2 separate regions of the Homo sapiens genome follow, and region 1 is linked to region 2. The links are chromatin contacts, found by Hi-C or POLR2A ChIA-PET in ENCODE. All regions are on one chromosome and are shown on one strand. The core of a region is the stretch at or near the end of the contact, and the rest is flanking DNA. Distances in the headings are between cores, read along the strand shown. Region 1 has its middle 20 kb from the start of ST6GAL1. Region 2 overlaps ST6GAL1 (ST6 beta-galactoside alpha-2,6-sialyltransferase 1).

Region 1 (5,015 bases), core at 94-2,593, 44 kb before region 2:
ATACTTGTGTATGCTTCACGAAGTTCTGGTGCTGTGTTTTTTAGCTCCATCAGGTCATTTATGTTCTTCTATAAACTAGTTATTCTAGTTAGCAATTCATCTAACCTTTTTTCAAGGTTCTTAGCTTCCTTGCATTGGATTAGAACATGCTCCTTTAACTCGGAGGAATTTGTTATTACCCATCTTCTAAAGCCTACTTCTGTCAATTCGTCAAACCCATTCTCCGTCCAGATTTGTTCCCTTGCTGGCAAAGAGTTGTGATCCTTTGGAGGAGAATAGGCATTCTGGTTTTTGGAATTTTCAGCCTTTTTGTGCTGGTTTATCCCCATCTTCATGGATTTATCTACCTTTGGTCTTGGATGTTGGTGACCTTCGGATGGGGTTTTTGTGTGGACATCCTCTTTGTTGATGTTGATGCTATTCTTTTCTGTTTGTTAGTTTTCCTCCTAACAGTCAGGCCCCTCTGCTGCAGGTCTGCTGGAGTTTGCTGGAGGTCCACACCAGACCCTGTTTGCCTGGATATCACCAGCAGAGGCTGCAGAACAGCAGATTGCTGCCTGTTTCTTCCTCTGGAAGCTTTGTCCCAGAGGGACACCTGCCAGATGCCAGCCAGAGCTCTCCTGTATGAGGTGTCTGTCGGCCCCTACTGGGAGGTGTCTTCCAGTCAGGATACACAGGGGTCAGGGACCCACTTGAGGAGGCAGTATGACCCTTATCAGAGCTCGAACGCTGTGCTGGGAGGTCCACTGCTCTCTTCAGAGCCATCAGGCAGGGACGTTTGAGTCTGCTGAAGCTGCACCCACAGCTGCCCTTTCCCTCAGGTGCTCTGTCCCAGGGAGATGGGGGTTTTATCTGTAAGTCCCTGACTGGGGCTGCTGCCTTTTTTTCAGAGATGTGCTGCCCAGAGAGGAGGAATCTAGAGAGGCAGTCTGGCTACAGTGGCCCTGCTGAGCTGCGGTGGGCTCCACCCAGTTTGAACTTCCTGGCGGTTTTGTTTACACTGTGAGGGTAAAACCACCTACCCAAGCCTCAGCAATGGCGGATGCTCCTCCCCCGACGAAGCTTGAATGTCCCAGGTCAACTTCAGACTGCTGCGCTGGCAGCGAGAATCTCAAGCCAGTGGATCTTAGCTTGCTGGGCTCCGTGGGGGTGGGACCCTCTGAGCTAGAACACTTGGTTCCCAGGCTTCAGCCCCCTTTCCAGGGGAGTGAACGGTTCTGTCTCGCTGGCATTCCAGGTGCCTCTGGGGTATGAAAAAACAACTCCTGTAGCTAGCTCAATGTCTGCCCAAACGGCCACCCGGTTTTGTGCTTGAAATCCAGGGCCCTGGTGGCATGGGCAACTGGAGGGAATCTCCTGGTCTGCAGGTTGCAAAGACCATGTGAAAAGCACAGTATCTGGGCCAGAGTGCTCTGTTGGCCACGGCACAGTCCCTCACGGCTTCCCTTGGCTAGGGGAGGCAAATCCCCCGACCGCTTGTGCTTCCTGTGCTTCCTGGGTGAGGCTACACCCCACCCTGCTTTGGCTCGCTCTTCGTGGGCTGCACCCACTATCCAACCAGTCCCTGTGAGATGAACTGGGTACCTCAGTTGGAAATGAAGAAATCTCCTGCCTTCTGCATGATCTCACTGGGAGCTGCAGACCGGAGCTTTTCCTATTCGGCCATCTTGCCAGCACCAATTTTTTTTTCATTTTCAGTAGAGGCGAGGTTTCCCCATGTTGGCCAGGCTGGTCTTGAACTCCTGACCTCAGGTGATCCACCCGCCTCGGCCTCCCGAAGTGCTGGGATTACAGGCATGAGCCATTGCGCCTGGCCTATCATAACATTTTTAATATCATATTATAGTATTAAATAAAGATAATTACCATTATTATAACAGCGAACATCTATGCACTACTTGCTGGACACTGTGTCAAGCACTTTAAATGCATCGTAATTTCTGGCATATTAATTTATTAATCATATTAAGTCTTCAAGTTCCTTAACCTCAGGGTATGGGAGGTAAGAGAGCAGTAAGGTTCATAGTTTTTCTTTTTCTTTCTATTTATTTATTTATTTATTTATTTTTGAGATGGAGTTTCACTCTTGTCTCCCAGGCTGGAGTGCGATGGTGCGATCTCAGCTCACTGCAAACTTCGCCTCCCGGGTTCAAGCAATTCTCCTGCCTCAGCCTCCTGAATAGCTGGGATTACAGGCATGTGCTACCACGCTCAGCTAATTTTGTATTTTTAGTAGAGATGGGGTTTCTCCATGTTGGTCAGGCTGGTCTCGAATTCCTGACCTCAGGTGATCCTCCCGCCCTGACCTCCCAAAGTGCTGGGATTACCAGTGTAAGCCACCGCATCCAGCCTATTTATTTGTTTTTTGAGAGTGAGTCTCATTCTGTAACCAGGCTAGAGTGCAGTGGTGTGATCTCGACTCACTGCAACCTCCACCTCCTGGGCTCAAGCGATTCTCCTGACTCAGCTTCCCAAGTAGCTAGGATTACAGCATGTGCCACCATGCCCAGCTAATTTTTGTATTTTTAGTAGAGACAGGGTTTCACCATGTTGGCCTGGCTGGTCTTGAATTCCTGACCTCAAGTGATCCACCTGTCTCGGCCTCTCAAAGTGTTGGGATTACACGTATGAGCCACCATGCCCGGCCAGGTTCGTAGTTTTTAAAGTTTGGAAGATACGAGTTCCCATCCCAGCTTCAATCTATGCGAATTTAAACAAGTTTCCCATTTCTCTTGCTCAAAAAAATGGTTGTTGGGCTTTTTTTGTTTTTTAACCAAAGTGATAACATGATATCCAGAAAAGTAGAAAGAAGAAAACAATAAATTACCTCCATATCCCACCATTTAGAAATAAAATTAAAATTTGTGAGCATGCTTATAGATATTTCCAAGTGGATTTGTATGTTAGAATGATACATAAATAAATTCAAAACTAATAACCTAGGATTATATTCTATATTCTGTTGTTTAAAAGTGAAAAAAGAGGTCCTGACGCAGTGGCACACACACCTGTAATCCCAGCAGTTTGGGAGGCCGAGACAGGTGGATCAGGAGTTCGAAACCAGCCTGGCCAACATGGCAAAACTCCAACTCTACTAAATTACAAAAATTAGCCAGGCGTGGTGGCATGCTCCCATAATTCCAGCTACTCGGGAGGTTGTGGCAGCAGAAATACTTGAGCCTGGGAGGTGGAGGTGGCAGTGAGCCGAGAATGCACCACTACACTCCAGCCTGGGCGACAGAGCAAGACTCCGTCTCAAAAAAAGAAAAAAAAAAGTGAAAAAAGGATTGCTGAGATTCAGGTAATGTTTCTTTACCATGAGAGATATTGGGATATTGGCTACTCTTTTAAACCCTTTAAGCAGGGCCCCACCCTGGGTCCAGCAGGCTATATATTAACCTACACAGGCAGTTTGATTGGCTTCACACAGTTAATTTAAAGAAATAGAAACTAGGCTGAGCGTGGTGGCTCATGCCTGTAATCCCAGCACTTTGGGAGGCTGAGGTGGGTGTATCACGAAGTCAGGAGATCGAGACCATCCTGGCTAACACGGTGAAACCCCGTCTCTACTAAAAATACAAAAAATTAGCCGTCTAATTTAGTCTCGCTCTGTTGCCCAGGCTGGAGTGCAGTGGTGCGATCTCGGCTCAGTGCAAGCTCTGCCTTCCGGGTTCACGCCATTCTCCTGCCTCAGCCTCCTGAGTAGCTGGGACTACAGGCGCCCGCCACCACGCCTGGCTAATTTTTTGTATTTTTAGTAGAGACGGGGTTTCACGGTGTTAGCCAGGATGGTCTCGATCTCCTGACCTCGTGATCCACCCGCGTCGGCCTCCCAAAGTGCTGGGATTACAGGCGTGAGCCACCAAACCCGGCCACATTGCACTGCTCTTTAGAGAAAAATCTGATTTTTTAAAAAACCCTGAGAGGTGACTGGATTTTTCTTTCTGAATATTTAAAGAATTTTTTTTTTTGCCTTCAACTTTAACAGGCATACGCCTAAATATCTTTTTTCAACCAATATTGTTGGAAAACAATGCATCTTCTTGAGTGAAAAACAGAATCACTTTGGAGAGATTTTCCTGTATTACATTTCTAGATAATTTCCCTAGTTAATTGTTGTAACTCTTATTTCCAGGACAGTAGTAGTTGTTATGTTAGGTGGTTTTTATCATCTATTCTTTACATGTCTTAAATTCCTTATCCTTTCTTTCTATTTTCATTATGATTATACCAAGCCTTCCTTCCACAAAAATAATTTGATGCTCGGTTGGTTCTATTGTGTTACTTGGTTATTTTTCTAGGTTATTTGTTAGATGTAAATTGGGATTTTGCTACACAACTTGTTTCTTTAGTACTTTAATCTCCCTTTTAATCTTATGCTGTTATTTTATCCTTTTGTCTTTGTGTTCTTATTTTGTTAAAATCGTATACTTTATTAGAATGTGATATATGTCTGAAGAGTGATAAATTCACAATGAGTATTGCACTGTTCCTTGGCTTGGGCTACGTTTTCTTCCAGATTGGATTACTTTTCTCTATATCGAATGCTTTCATAGCTTCTGCCCTGTTTCTTTTTGTTATCTAGCCCGTGATTGACACAGACGGTTTGGTAATCTCGTTCCATTATTTGGTTATATGTGGGTGACTTCTCCTTGAAGCCCTTCTATCATGTGTAAAACCCAGTAGTCGCCGGGCGCGGTGGCTCACGCCTGTAATCCCAGCACTTTGGGAGGCCGAGGCGGGCGGATCACGAGGTCAGGAGATCGAGACCATCCTGGCTAAAACGGTGAAACCCCGTCTCTACTAAAAACACACAAAAAAAATTAGCCGGGCGTAGTGGCGCGCGCCTGTAGTCCCAGCTACTTGGGAGGCTGAGGCAGGAGAATGGCGTGAACCCGGGAGGCGGAGCTTGCAGTGAGCCGAGATCCCGCCACTGCACTCCAGCCTGGGCGACAGAGCGAGACTCCGTCTCAAAAAAAAAAAACAAAAAAAAACCCAGTAGTCTTTCCATCAGG
Region 2 (4,932 bases), core at 2,342-4,841:
AGAGTCCTGCCCTTGTCTCCCCAGCCAGATCCAGTGACTCACAGTAGGAGGGCTTGGAGGCAACTCACTGCCTTCCCTGTTAACTACCGTTTGCAATGTCACCTTCCTCAGAAAGACCTTATCATTCGGAAAAAAAACCACATGCTTTGTAGCCAGACAGACTTGGGTTTAAATTCCAGATATGCCACTTCTCAGGTGTGCAAGCTTGGCAGCTTGGCCTCTCTGGTCCTCAGTTTCCTGTCTTAGTCTATATTCATCCTTTCTGCCTTGTAGCATTGGTGTGAGTCCTAGAGGTAGTGCCTAACCTAGTTTTGGGCACATGGTTGGAGACCAATAAATCGTGGTTATTTTCAATATCACAGCACATGTGAACGGTTATTCTCAGTTATTGTCCACCTGATGGGCCACTTTGCTAGGGGCTGTGAATAGAAAGAGAAATGAGATACAGCCTCTCCCTGGAGGAGCTCTCCATCTAGGAGGAGAGCCAGGCCTGTGGAAGGGGGCACAAAGGAAAGCAAGTTGCACAAGCTGTGGAGGGAGCTGGAGGCAGGGGCAGAGAAGGCCAGAAAAAGAGATGATATCCTCAAAGGCTTTAAAAGAATGAAGAAGAATCTGCCAGGCAGTTGGGGCGGGGGCAGCATTGGATCCACTCATAAGGGAGGGCAGAGCTAACAGTGGAGGCTCCCTGGACAGGTGAGCCCTCGGGCTTCCCCCTCTCTGCTGGCATTTGATCCTACTCAGTTTGGGTCAGGATAGAGTCTGCAGTCATTTTCCAGCAGGTGGTTTTACATGGGCAGGAATCCAGCCAGGCCTGACTGGGGGAGAGGGTGTTGAGGTGGCACTTGTCATCCCAGTGATCTCTCCATAGGTATCTGGGCTCCAGGCTTAGGGCTAGGAGCAGGAGTGGGCCTCCTCAGAGGGAGTGGGACAGATTACCAGGCAGGAACTGCAAAGGCAGAGCTCACTAAAGTGCAGGCTCCAGGTCATGTGGATGGAGGGGCTTCACAAAATGGTACAAAGCGGTTGTTATCAAATTCAGACAGCAGGTAGGTGGGAGGAGGGGTGACCTGTGACTTCTGTGATTTCTGGGAAGTCCACTGACCCTTTATGCAGTGCTCAGTGTCAAATAAAAAGAACCGGAGAAGACCACCTTGATAGTTAAGGATATACATTTGTGGTTTTAGTTATTCACAAATGACTCTAAAGTTCTGTGATATGATATGATTGGGTGAATCATTTGGATGAGATAAAAACAGGATTTTATTTGCTGCATGCATGTTGTGTGTCACCTAGGTGGTGATAAAAACAAACGTAGAAGCTTTCATTTACTGAACTCTTACCATGTCTGGGCATGCTATATGCTTTACAAGTATCTCATTTAGCCCTGGCTAAATCCAGCTCTTTGAACACCATACCTACTCCACAAATCTGAGTGTGACTGTAGAAAAGCATAGTGTCATCCTGAATGGTCCCACTCTAATTCTTTTTTGTTTATTTTTTTTGAGACAGAGTTTTGTTTTTGTCCCCCAGGCTGCAGTGCTATGGCGTGATCTCGGTTCACTGCGTGCAGCCTCTGCCTCCTGGGTTCAAGCGATTCTCCTGCCTCAGCTTCAGGCACCTGCCAACGTGACCCGCTCATTTTTTGTATTTTTAGTAGAGATAGGGTTTCACCATGTTGGTCAGGCTGGTCTCGAACTCCTGACCTCAGGCAATCCGCCCACATCGGCCTCCCAAAGTGCTGGGATTACAGGCATGAGCCACTGCGCCAGGCCGTAATTCTTGGCCATGACTCTTAAGGGGACATTGGTGTTGTAGGCCATGTCGCTTCATTTTGTTGGTCCATTGGTTCTCAACCCTGGCTGTCATTAGTGTTACTGGTGGGAATTATAACACGTATTGCTGCCTGAATTCCTCTCAAACTAACGAAATCAAAGTCTTTGTGAGGTTGACCTGGGCACCAGTATCTCTTTGTTAACCTGTGCTGTTAATTCCAATGAATGATAGTTGAGAAGCATGACCATTCCTCTGTCATCTAGATGACTGTTTCGCACCTTTTTCTCTCTCTTCAAGTCTCTAACACCTTCCCTATCCATACTCTCAGTTGATACCTTGTTTTAAACTTACCTGAAAAAATAATGGCAGTCGGAGGAAAACTTTCATACCTTTTGTCTTAGTCCATTCAGGCTGTGATAACAAAATACCGTAAACAGGGTGGTTTATAAACAAAAGAAATGTATTGCTCATAGTTCTGGAGGCTGGGAAGTCCAAGTTGAAGGCACCAGCAGATTCGGCGTCTGGTGAGAGCTTGCTTCCTAATTTATGGATGGTGCTTTTTCACCGTGTCCTCATGTGCTAACAGGGCTCACTAGTTCTCCAGAGCCTCTTTTATAAGGGTACTACTGTATGAGTCCATGTTGCCTTGCTATAAAGGAAAACCTGAGACTGAGTAATTTATAAAGAAAAGAGGTTTATTTGGCTCATGATTCTGCAGGCTGTACAGGCATGGCACCCACATCATCTTCTGGTGAGGCTTCAGGAAGCTTTTACTCACGGCAGGAGGTGAAAAGGGAGGGGGTGTGCCAATTTTTATGCTCCTGGAGAGAGTTGTCTGCATTTGCACCCTGCACTCCCTCTTCTCTCATTCTCATTTAAACTCAACATGATCAGTCTTTTGTACCCATCACACCACCAAAACCATACCGGTCAGGCTCACCAGTATCCTCTCTTGCCAAATCCAGTGGTCAGATCTCAGTCCCTATCTTGACTGATCAGCAACTTTTGATACAATTGACCATTCCATCCTCCTTGAAATAGTTTCTTCTCTTGGCTTCTGGAACATCACTGTCTTTGCTTTTCCTCTTCTCTCACTAGGTTCTCCTTCTCAGTTCCTTTTCTTGGCTCATTTTCTTTTCTTTTCTTTTCTTTTTTTATTTTTATTGAGATGGAGTCTCACTCTCTTACCCAGGCTGGAGTGCAGTGGCGCGATCTCAGCTCACTGCAACCTCCGCCTCCCGGGTTCAAGCGCTTCTCTGTTGGCTCATTTTCACTTGGTCACTGTGGAGTGCCTCTGGGAGTGGCCCTTGGACTTGGCCTCTTCTCTGTCTCCTCATGCCCTGGCCATCTCATATCATCAATTTCCTGACAACCCTCAATTTATATTTCCAACCCACACCTTTCCCCTGAGTTCCATGCTCAGATATTCAACCATCTACTTGACAAGTTTCCTTAGACATCTAATATACATCTCAAATATGACAAGCCCAAAATCGAACTGCTGCTTTTCTCCCTAAAAGAGCCATCCTCATTTCAGTGGACAACAATTTCATCTTTCCATCTTTTAGGGCTTAAACTCTGGAGTCATTCTAAATTCTCTTTCTCTCATGCTGCACCCACTCTGTTAGCAAACCATGTCAGCTGTGCTTTCACAATAAATTAAGAAACAACTACTTAATTCATCAAATTCATGTTGGTCCAGGACAGAAGACCTGTTCTTTCTCTTAGAATCGTTTCACAACTGAGCCTCCTGCTTGTAGTCTTGCTCCTGTGGTATGTTCTCAAAACAGTAACCAGAGTGATCATTTTAAAAGCTGTAGTGATGTGTCATTCTTCCGCTCAAAAACCAGGAAAGGCTTCCTCTTTTACTCAGAGCTTAGAAAGGCCTACAGGATTCTGTGTGACCCAGCCTTCAGACCCTGCAGACTTCATCTCCTGCTCTTTTCCACCGCTTCATTCTGCTTCACCTCACTGAGCCTACTCCTCAGATATAAAGCACACTTTGGTCTCAGAGCCTTTCCACTGCTTCCTCCAGGCAGGACACCTTCCTTCATGTATCCTATTGTTTTCGTCTCTTCTTCAGGTTTCTATTTAGATGTCACCTTGTCAAACAGGCCATTTGACAGCCTTATATAAGATTATAATCTCCTGCCTGTCTCCTCCCACCGACTTGGCTCTCTCCCTTTTATCCTTCCTTGTTGCTGTTCAATAGCGTAGGTGGCCATCTGAGTTACTACCCTGTGTCTTTTCTCACTAGGAACTTGCTTCCATGAGGGCAAGGATGTTATCTCTTTTGCTCACAGCTATTTCTTTAGGACCCAGAGCAATGCCTCAGGTATCATAGGCATAATCCACATTTGTTGGCTGAATTTAACAAAATCCTCACAATGACATTTCAAAATTAGTTGGAATAACCCAAAATTTATACATGAAGAAACTGAGACACAGAGAGGTTTTTTTTTTTTTTTTAATTTTATTTTATTTTAAGTTCCAGGATACATGTGTAGGATGTGCAGGTTTGTTACATAGGTAAACATGTGCCATGGTGGTTTGCTGCCCCTATCAACCCATCACCTAGGTATTAAGCCCCACATGCATTAGCTATTTATCCTGATGCTCTCCCTCCCCCAGGCCCCCTGACAGGCCCCAGTGTGTGTTGTTCCCCTCCCTGTGTCCATGTGTTCTTATTGTTTAGCTCCCACTTATAAGTGAGAACATATGGTGTTTGATTTTCTCTTCCTGTGTTAGTTTGCTGAGGATAATGGCTTCCAGCTCCATCCATGTCCCTGCAAAGGACATGATCTCTTTCCTTTTTATGGCTGCATAGTATTCCGTGGTGTATATGTACCACATTTTCTTTATCCAGTGTATCACTGATGGACGTTTGGGTTGATTCCATATCTTTGCTATTGTGAATAGTGCTGCGATGAACATATGCGTGCATGTATCTTTATAATAGAAGGATTTATATTCCTTTGAGTATATACTCAGTAATGGGATTGCTGGGTTACATGGTATTTCTGGTTCTAGATCTTTGAGGACTCACCACACTGTCTTCCACAATGGTTGAACTAATTTACATTCCCACCAACAGTGTAAAAGCGATCTTATTTCTTCATAGCCTCACCAACATCTGTTGTTTCACGGCTTTACTAATTG

Evidence for each region. A loop is a pair of places that touch in the nucleus more often than their neighbours do. ChIA-PET counts read pairs that join two places held with the same protein, here RNA polymerase II (POLR2A). Pooled maps may share reads with other maps.
Region 1: a pooled map shows a loop between it and region 2 (3-fold over the local background). The contact joins two enhancer-like sites. A Hi-C loop is called at or near these places in 4 of 50 pooled maps. POLR2A ChIA-PET finds 5 or more read pairs at or near these places in 4 of 52 experiments (CD8-positive, alpha-beta T cell, activated CD4-positive, alpha-beta T cell, activated T-cell and 1 more).

Annotation. Positions count from the first base shown.
Region 1 is chr3:186,908,333-186,913,347 of GRCh38, forward strand. No RefSeq gene overlaps it. Among named protein-coding and RNA genes, the nearest start is that of ST6GAL1, 20 kb to the right of the region's middle. RefSeq lists enhancers at 601-1,296, 1,059-1,158, 1,229-1,278, 1,297-1,991. Within about 2 kb of position 1,344, at least 8 of the 41 ENCODE cell types and tissues checked have a DNase peak (open chromatin) inside an H3K27ac peak, as active enhancers do.
Region 2 is chr3:186,949,585-186,954,516 of GRCh38, forward strand. The region is part of intron 1 of ST6GAL1 (ST6 beta-galactoside alpha-2,6-sialyltransferase 1); the gene reads left to right. Among named protein-coding and RNA genes, the nearest start is that of ST6GAL1, 22 kb to the left of the region's middle. Within about 2 kb of position 3,592, at least 4 of the 41 ENCODE cell types and tissues checked have a DNase peak (open chromatin) inside an H3K27ac peak, as active enhancers do.